Regions from separate parts of the Homo sapiens genome. Here region 1 is linked to region 2. A link is an interaction called in ENCODE POLR2A ChIA-PET data of the cell type or tissue named here. Cell type or tissue: MCF 10A. All regions are shown on one strand. Region 1 overlaps RTKN2 (rhotekin 2). Region 2 overlaps ARID5B (AT-rich interaction domain 5B).

What was found. Peaks named below come from ENCODE experiments on the same cell type or tissue, not always from the same donor. Only the 100,000 strongest peaks of a DNase experiment are listed, where the experiment ranks them.
Region 1: POLR2A ChIA-PET joins it to region 2 with 36 read pairs; 14 of 35 experiments call an interaction of 5 or more read pairs at or near these places.

The regions. Positions count from the first base shown.
Region 1 is chr10:62,240,998-62,245,997 of GRCh38, forward strand. It overlaps RTKN2 (rhotekin 2), which reads right to left. Exons shown (of 12, transcript NM_145307.4): 4 at 145-198. Among named protein-coding and RNA genes, the nearest start is that of LINC02621, 16 kb to the right of the region's middle. In MCF 10A, a CTCF peak has its summit at 4,215 (motif pointing left); DNase peaks (open chromatin) are centred at 2,424 and 4,184.
Region 2 is chr10:62,046,549-62,051,548 of GRCh38, forward strand. ARID5B (AT-rich interaction domain 5B) reads left to right here. Exons shown (of 10, transcript NM_032199.3): 5 at 4,340-4,452. Among named protein-coding and RNA genes, the nearest start is that of ARID5B, 150 kb to the left of the region's middle. RefSeq lists enhancers at 61-200, 991-1,050, 1,631-1,700, 2,321-2,410, 2,591-2,760 and 2 more. In MCF 10A, no CTCF peak of the experiment used is centred here; DNase peaks (open chromatin) are centred at 1,683, 2,733 and 4,703.

The sequences.
Region 1 (5,000 bases), 190 kb after region 2:
AAAATCAGAAAACAGTTCAAGATGCTGCTTATTCTTTCAAATGACATCAATTTATTTCAGCAAGGAAGCAGTCTTTTTTCTCAATAATCAGATACACTACATACTAAAGAAAACATTTCAATTACAAATTAAAATCATACATACGTTCTTTATTGCTGAAGTGATCAGAGTCTTTCCACATTAGTGGTATTCGAATATCTATAAAGAAGGGAAAAAGAAATGACAAGTAATAATTTTGGTAAGTTTTATTCTTTACAGTGACCTGAACCTCTGCATTCCATAATAATTCTGACTACTATAGCTAAAATAAAGTGTTATTATTTAACAGCACATTTTCTAGACATTGTTTATAGTTTGTACTTTTAAAAAGTTAATCTGTCAAATTTTTGTGAGGTAAAAATATATTCTTCTTATAAAAATAACTGTTCTAACTCCATATATATCTGTTTCTTCCTTACTGATTAATTATGACATCTTTATCATATATGCCATTCTGAGTAAATGTCTGTTCCTTGGCTATACTTTTATGAATTTGAATCATTTATTAATTACTGTCTAGCTAAATACCAACACCATACTATTTTTCTTTTTTTTGTTTTTTGACAGGGTCTTGCTCTGTTGCTCAGGCTGGAGTGCAGTGGTGCCATCATGGCTCACTGCAGCCTTGAACTCTAGGGCTCAAGCAAACCTCCCACCTAAGCCTCCCATGTAGCTGAGATTACAGGTGTGTGCCATCTGTTGCCCAGGCTGGAGTGCAGTGGCACAATCTCAGCTCACTGCAACCTCCGCCTCCTGGGTTTAAGTGATTCTCCAGCCTCAGCCTCCCGAGTAGCTGGGACTACAGGCATGTGCCACCACGCCTGGCTAATTTTTTTCTATTTTTAGGAGAGATGGGGTTTTACCGTGTTAGCCAGGATGGTCTTGATCTCCTGACCTCGTGATCCGCCTGCCTAGGCCTCCCAAAGTGCTGGGATTACAGGCGTGAGCCACTGTGCCTGGCTGCCTAATTATTATACTTTTTTTTTTTTTTTTGTAGAGACAGAGTTCACTATGTTTGCTAGGCTGTTCTTCAACTTCTGGGCTCAAGCAATCTGCCCTCCTTGGCCTCCCCAAGTGCTGGGATTACAGGCATGAGCCACCATGCCTGGCAACACTATACTACTGTTAACTATTGTACCTTTATAATATACTTACTAATTTGTTAGATATATTTCTTTTTTGAAAACACCTTACTCTTACTTGCTAATTTCTTTATATAAATTTTAGAACAAATTTTGTCAAAATTTCCCTTTCCCAAGTGTTTTATTAGTATTCCATTATCCAAATTAATTTGGGAACTGATAACTTTATAATATTCTATCTTTACACAGAATAGCATAATAATTTGTCTTTACATTTTTATTAAGGTTATTCTTGAATAATTAATATTTTTGTTTTTTGGAGGTTTTCTTGTAAAGGGTATCTTTTTGCTATTATATTTTCTAATTAGTTATTGTTGATTTTAAGATAAACTACCACTTTTTGTATATTTATCTTGAATCCAGCCACTTTTACTGAATTCTTTATTCATTCAAATAGTGTTGCAGTAAATTCTCTTAAGTTTTGTAAGTCTACAATCTATTACCTTTTTTTTTTTGAGACAGCGTCTTGCTCTACCACCCAGGCTGGAGTGCAATCGTGCGATCTCACTGCAACCTCCATCCTCCCCTACCACCCCTGCCCCCGGGGTTCAAGTGATTCTCCTGCCTCAGCCTCTGGAGTAGCTGGGTTTACGGGCATGCACCACCACACCCGGCTAATTTTTTGATTTTCAGTAGAGACAAGGGGTTCACCATGTAGGCCAGGTTGGTCTCGAACTCCTGACCTCAAGTGATCTGCCTGCTTTGGCCTCTCAGTGTGCTGGGATTACAGGCATGAGCCACTGTGCTGGGCCTACAATCTATTATCTTCAAACAGTATTCAATTTATCTATTTATTTACTTTTTAAATTTTATTATTATTATACTTTAAGTTTTAGGGTACATGTGCACGACGTGCAGGTTTGTTACATATGTATACATGTGCCATGCTGGTATGCTGCACCCATTAACTCATCATTTAGCATTAGATATATCTCCTAATGCTATCCCTCCCCCCTCCCCCCACCCCACAACAGTCCCCAGTGTGTGATGTTCCCCTTCCTGTGTCCATGTGTTCTCATTGCTCAATTCCCACCTATGAATTTATTTTCAATAGTTTCATCTTTTATTCTTATTATTTTAGCTAGAACTTCTAAAATTGTTAAATTATATTGGCATAACAGACATTGTAATTTTGTTTTTGATTTTTATGAGAATGCTTTATTGTTTTGTAATTATGACTTGGCTGATATCCTGCCAAAAAGTCCACTTCTTCTTGCTTGACCACAGCTGCTGACTCATTTCATTTCACAACTGTACTTATTCACAGCTGTTCTTGCTCTGTTAGGATTAACAGAGCATTAACTATTTACACTATCATGGGAGGGACATGGATCCTGACTTCCTTTGCTGTACACCCACAACCTGTGGGTCAGCCTTCTTCTATCCCATGCCGAAGAGAGGAGGGTAGATATCAGCTCCACAAGAGGAGAAGCTGGATACCGATTTTCCAGGTAGTCTTGTGCTCTTCAGATAGCAATGGATTTGTAACCCATCAACTCTATTTCTGAATTCAGCTTCCAATGATAGAACTTCCTTCCAGATTCTTGCAAATGGCTCAGTTTCAGTTTACAGTACTCTAACTTTTGTCTTGTTTTATGTCTTCATTGCCATTTTAATGGTAAACTGGGAGAGTCATAATAAGACAGCTGACTTGATGCTATCAAGTCCCAGAAGTCTGTCTATCATTTTCAAAAGTGAAAACTAAGGTACTTGGTGAACTGATTTGGTTTATTCATTAAATTAGTAGTCGGTGACTAAGCTAATTACCACAATATAATTACGGTAAATACTACATTTACATATGGTAAATATTTGATGTTCAGCAGAAATAATAAATTTGTGATTTAGTTTCATAAAGACCTGGCCAGGGAGTGATGTAGCTGGAAACAGAAAACCCAGGTATTTTCTGGCTATCAATGTAATCTCAAAACATTATGACACTTTGTTGCAAATATTCATCTTTACCAAAACAAAGGTCACATTTTCATCCCAATATCAAGAAAAAATGGATTTATAAAGGTGAATTCATTTTTTATTTTGTTTTTACAAACACATACAAGATATAATTAAGTCTAGGCAAAGATGAAAAGACATTACGTAAGTATCCGATTTTCTCAGAGTTTCCGTTCCTTAATTTAAAATTATCTTTTGGAAAGAAGAAACACATGCAGAAATAAGTTCAATTTTTACACTTGAGTAATTGTGGGCAGGAAATAGTTTTTTATTTTATTTTAAATACTTTTACTTGAGCCTCCTTCTAAATGTACAGTTATTTCTAATATTATGAATTGCTACAATCAATAAACTGTTATGAAATGACAATAGATGTTGACTATCATGGCATTTGAGTGTTTAACAGCAACTTAACATATGTCATTTATATACTGAGTGACACTATATTAGAAGCAAGAAATGAAGGATATGTTTAGTTTTTATAAAATCTCAAAGATCTATAGTAATTTATTCACAAAAAATTTATTGCACATAATGAACAATACCACATAAAAATACATGTTTGATAGCAAAAGAATACAAGGATAAAACATGTTTTGTTTTGTATTATAAAGATAAAAACAAATATAAATAACTATAAAACAAGCAACAAATTTTTACATATTCCAGTTATTTTCTGAAGAATATTTTGCTTAGCTGAATGCAATTCTTCAGATTTTGGCCATTTACGTACTTTGTAAAATGTAGGTCTACCGTCCTGTGTGATAATTTTGTTTATCCAGAAAAATATTACTAGAAACAGTTCCTTAGGTGACAGTACCTCAAATGTAGCAGCAGGCTCTCTAGTACAAGACTTTTAGCCAATAACCTAGTGATTACTTAAGGACCAATGGAGGTATATACTATTGTTTCAAAAATGTACTGATAAGAAAATATTTGTAAAAGTGCATTATCTGACTAGTGTACACACGAGTCAGCCATGTATTCATTTCAATCTGTGGCATCTCCAAGCCATTGTCTTTAGCTTCCTGAACACTTTGGAGAAACTGAGACTGCACAGCATAAGTGCCATCTAGTGGTGAAGGGTCTCCTAACTGCATTAGGAATTGAGAGAAAGGAAACATCCTTTCTAGTTGGAACGGTAACAGAGATTATATTATATATAGATAAACAAACAGATATTTAAGAGAATGTAGTTATTTCACAAGCTAATTGGGTGTCAGAAGCATGGGTTATGTTGCCAGGACAAGGAGAGAAATGTCTGCTAAAGGCGACAGCTTATGTTTAGGAGTAATAGAAGATATGACTAGAAAAAAAATTGGGTCAAAATGGAAGACTGGAGAAAAATGTTTGGTCTTTACACTACAGGCAATGAAGAGCAGCCATCCATCCAAGAGTCACTGAGCAATTACTATGAGCCAAGCACCATGCTAGCTTCTGGGTGTAAAGTGATGACCAAAATAAACATGGTACCAAAACCTCATGGAACTTCTGACCTAGACAAAACATTAAAAACATTATTATAGCTTCTGAGCAGGAAAGGAACAGAGTCAAAAGACTTGGGTTTGGCCTAGCTCAGTCACTTAGCCTCTGAGTCTGTAGAAAATAACAATTACTCTACCTATTTTACAAGACTGCACTAGGGAGAAAACTGTAGAGTATGTAACATATGAAACAGTTTTCTTAAACTCTAAAGTTCTATATCAATGTAGCATATAATGCTAAAAACAGTGTTTTAGAACAAATATTCTGATAGAGGTATGAAAAACAAAATGAAGAGAATGGAGACAGGGCATAAAACAAAATCCACCATGTAGTTACGTTATAGAATTTATTCAGCAATATAAAAGATTCATTTATAGCATA
Region 2 (5,000 bases):
TAGCCTGGAGCTCTGGAGGTAGCTTGATTCTCTGAGGATTAACACCTATAGAAATAGCAGTGACTTCACAAAGGTGAATAGTTGTTAATTTCTTGGCACTGAGTAAGAGGAACAGATGGGCAGTCAGAGGGGAAAGATTTTTTTTTTAAACCACAGAGATCTTTCACTGATTAGGCAGAAGAGTCAGTGGCCCACTGGTTAAGGAGGGTAATATGTAGGGCTCTCTGACTAAGTTTTATTGGCCTTAGTGGGAGTCTTGCCACCTACTGCTGGGTCAAGACTAAAGGGGACCCCACTCGCTGTCAATTCTGTCGGACAGTGTTTCCTGTCTGGGGTGGGCTGCAGCACCCTCGTGCTATGTAGTACTTGAGTGTTTTCATTTGCGGAGAGCTCCCTGGTGACTGCCAGCCCAAGTTAGTATGAATACTTCATTTTGAGGCAATGTGTGTGTGTCTGTGTGTGTGTGTGTGTGTGTGTGTCTGTGTGTGTGTCTGTTAGAGATAAGTTGCTTAAAGCAGGGGCTCTGGATAAAGTCCAGTTGCCTGTGTTGAAATCCTTCTGCTGCCAGTAACCATTTGTATGGTCTGAGACAAGTAATTTCATCTCTGTCTCAGTTTCCTGGTCTGTAAGATGGGGATAAGGATCATGCCTTCCTCTTTGGCTTGCTGTGAGTTTTAGTGGAATTATTGTATGCAAAGCACTCAGAAGAGTGACTTGTACAGAGAAAGTGCTCAGAAATGGTTAGCTACTATTATTATTCACTTAGCTACTCTTATTATTCATGTATAATACTGAAAACATTCATGCAAAGAGCATTTACTGAACTCTGTGATAAGCCAGGCCAGTGAATCATATACACACGTAAAAGTAACAGTACGTCTATTGCTTTGCACTGTTTTTTTTCTAATAAAACTGACTGAAGCCAGATATGCTATCAGTAAGGGTACTGCTCTCTCCCTAGCAGAGCTTTTTCTTGGTAGAGATCAGTCTCACCTAAAGAACAAGAGCTGGTCTAATTCTGGAGTCTTAGGATTTAGGTTCTGTCAGTAAGTACATAGCACTGAGCTTTCAAGGAGAGGGCAGGTGTAGGTCCTTGCAGGGTGGCTGGAAGGAGGTGGGGCTGTCTCTTACATGAGTGAATTAAAGTCCGCAGACCCATCCCACTCCTGCCCACCAGCACACCATAATGCACCTGTTTTCACTCACTGACCTAGCAAATGACAGATTATGACTCTAGAGGGACAAAGATGTGGCCTGGGGACCAGAATTTTTGCTGTCCCCAAAGCCAGTCCTTCAATACCAAAACTTTACCTGGAGTCTTCTGAATCCAAAAGGTCTCTGATTCGATTGCAGAGGCACCTACCCAGTCCTTTGTGTTCCATTCCCCCCACCCCGTACTTTGAATATTTGTGCTCTTCAGGGTGTTTGTGCATTGCATGTGGGGACTAGATTATAGCCTTACTGAGATACCAAAGGCCTTTGGTTTCCTGTCTCCATTCCCAGTGCAAACTCAAGTCACCAGTTTATGTTTCCAGAGCATAAGCATAAGTAGTAAAGGTGAATGCAGTTTTACAAGTGCCCAGTGTGACAAGTATACCACGTGTGAGGTTGGCGGGACCAGTCTATGAGGACAGGAAAGAACAGTATGTGGGCATCTTTATTTCCATTAGTCACTTTTTCATTCAACAAATACATGTTATGCAATGCAGCCTTTTGGGTGTTGTGCTGGGCAGATAAAAGACACATCCCACAGGGTCTTGCCCTTAAGGATTCTCCAGTCTGGTATAATAATATGCCAAAAACCACAGCTAAAGTACAAGGAGTACAGTGATATGTTCCATAAGAGAAGGAGGGAAAAAAAGTTCAGAGGGGAGAGTAGGAGAGGAATTTGATTTTGAGTCCTGAATGACTGGTAGGATTTGCCTAACCATACCTGAAATACGCAAGTACTTGCCTTACTAAGAACAAAGGGCTTTTTCTCTTGATCAAATCCCATTTAGAGTTTACGTTTGTGTGACCAGAATATTAGGTGCTAGTCTGTTCTAAATTTGTAATTCTCAGAATCTGCTGGGGGAGTACATGTGCTTCTCTGGGTTCTGAAAACAGCTCAAAGAATGGAGAAAATAAACCCAGTTTGGGGATGACTTCTTGTCAGTTCCCGGAACCTTTGCCTTTATTTAAAAACAGCATGTTCGATGCAAGTTCTGTCGAAAAGGCCTTTGGGATTTGAAAGCTTTTCTAGAAATAAATGCCTTTTAGGTCTAAGTGCTTTTCACCAAAATGCTAGGAAGGGAAGATCATAGTAACAAGTCTTAGAACAGAGGGGATATTGTTTTGTTTGTTTTAATGAAATGCCTGCGACCTGCTACCCCAAGTTTTGTTTGTCAGCTTTCTGCTCAGCTGTTATTTTGATAAGGGACTTGAAAGTACATCCTTCCCTCGCGGTCATTAAAGTCTTAGCACTTGGGTCAGTTGTGGAAACACTTCTGTGCTACACAAAGTCTTCTAAACAAAACAAATAGTCCATGCCCTGGCTCCAGGCTGCGGACCGTGTCAAATTCATGGAACGTGGCATCGTGCTCTGACAAGGAGAGCAAGAGGTCAGGATCCACAAAACAGGCCGGATGAAATCACCATCTCCGTGCGGGGAGGTGGAGAGAGCAGAGCCCTCCCTGCCAGTCTGGCAACTCCAGCAAAGTCCTCAGGCTCATCCCACACACTCGGTGCTAGTCACTGCTGTGTGTTTACATGAGTAATGGAGCTGCCGGGGGAGGGGAGTTGTAAGCAGAGCGCTGAGCCTCGCAGCTCGCATTCGGAGGGAAGCTGACATCCACACCAAGTCGAGACTTCCAGGGATGTGGCCGGGGAGCAGTCACATGCTGTAGCTTTCATGAGCACAGGCATCAGTCAGGCAGATGTTTGTCGACTGGAATGGGTAATCGCTACTTTCTCTTTGCTTGATTTTTGTTTGTGAGCTTGTTTACCTTTGGTAATTCCAGGCTGGCTTTCTGGGATGGACTTTCAGACCAGCGTTTAGGGGAATGAGAGGAGAGAGCGGGTGTGGGAAGGGGATCCTAAGCCCTAAAGCCTCTTTTTAAACTTTTGCCTCTCTGATTTTAAAGGCAGTTCTGCTTTACTGAGCTTCCACCAACAGTAAAACTGTTATCCGGAGGAGAAAATCAAATTAGTAGGATTAATTGTGTTTGTAAAATGAGTACAGTGTAAAAATGTCCTAAAACCACTGGTTAACTGCCTAAGTAAGATTAACAACAATCAAGAAGGTTCATGTTGTTTAGATTTGACATTGTCATAATCACTCCTTAAGTAATAAAAAGTGTGGGTGCCTTGAAAGGTCTGAAGGAAATTGTTTAGGGTATAATTCATTAGCTTGGAGTCATTCTAGGGGTGGTTGGTTAGTTGGTTGTTTTTAATTTTGCTTGACTTGGGTGACTGATGAAGTTAAATGTGAAAGCTGATGCCGGATAGTCATAGCTCTCAATAAACAGCAGCCTTTTCCCCCTACTTTCTGTGTAGATCTTAAAAGGAACAAGCTCAGCATCAAGGATGAAATAGAACTTTGATTTGTATCTTGTCTTTTCAAAAGTGTAACCCCCATGGAATCAGGCTAACCCCAGTGTAATCTTTGGATGTTATATTAAATAAGCCTTAAGATCTTCATAAAAATATATTGAAAAGGAAAAGACAGCATGCTGATTTAAATGTATCTGTCAGATTTGTTGAGATTTGAAACTTGCTGGTTGCAGTATTGTTAGTAAATATATGTAATAATGTTTTCCAGCTTGCTGTTGTGAATGCCCCTCTCTCTATAGCTATCTCTCTACTTATCTGTATGGTAATTTGAGAGAATGCCCTTGTCTCTGAATATTTTGTAAAAGAGATGTTTTCAAACATTTCATTACTATGATACCATAAGGGCAGGCATGTCACTTAGGTTTCGGAAAGCAAGATACAAAACAAAAACCAAAGATTGAGCTCAAAGCCTGGCTCAGTTTTTCAGCACCAAATGCTTCTTGTCTAACAACGTGGAAGGACATTTTTCTTATCATGATCCTTTAGAGCTAAGAGCTTCGTGTTACTTCTATTAATTAGACATGTTAAAGCTAAATAGATTAGCTTTGGGAAACGTGTACAGAAATGTATACTCTACCAATATGCAAGCCTTCAGAGAGAGAAGCATGTAATAATGAGGGCTGCCTGCCACAGATCTGTACATTTCTCTGAACAATTAGAAGGGATCACTGTAGTGAGATTCTGGGTCTTTAATAAAGAAACCCATGCAAGTGAAAATGTATATCAATTGTTTTCCATTTGTTTTCAGCGCCAAATCTTAAAGGCAGACCACGCAAAAAGAAACCATGCCCACAAAGAAGAGATTCATTCAGTGGTGTTAAGGATTCCAACAACAATTCCGATGGCAAAGCCGTTGCCAAGGTACGGTCATTCACTCCACGGTATTCATTTCGTTGCATCTTTTTATTTTTGCTTTTTCTCTTTATCTCTCTGTGCCTGTGTCTTGGAGGCAGTTTTCAATTCAGCATCTGACTTTGGTATTCAGAGCTTTTGAAGCTCTATGCTGTGCCTGTTCCTGCCACCTCCCTTCCCCTGGTTGCCGTGGGCTGGGGGAGGTAGGCATTTTGATTAGTCAACAGAAAGACTTCCTACCTCCCAGTTTGGCCTGTTATGAGTAAAGGACAGATGATTAAGCACCCACGTCATTGAGGCTGAGATTTCATAGTGGGTGACACAATGACATAGTTTACTCTGCTTGTGTCAAAAATAGACCAGCTGAACCGTCCTCTTTCTGAATGTGTTCATCTAAATGTGTTTTGGAGATTAACAGAGGATGAAATTAGAAATAGCTAGAATTAATCTTTTTAGTTATGTATTTTTCAAAGTCACTTCTAATTTACATTAGACTAAAATTAAAGATACATAGCAAAATATTTAGATGTATACATATGCCCACAAGCATTTATATA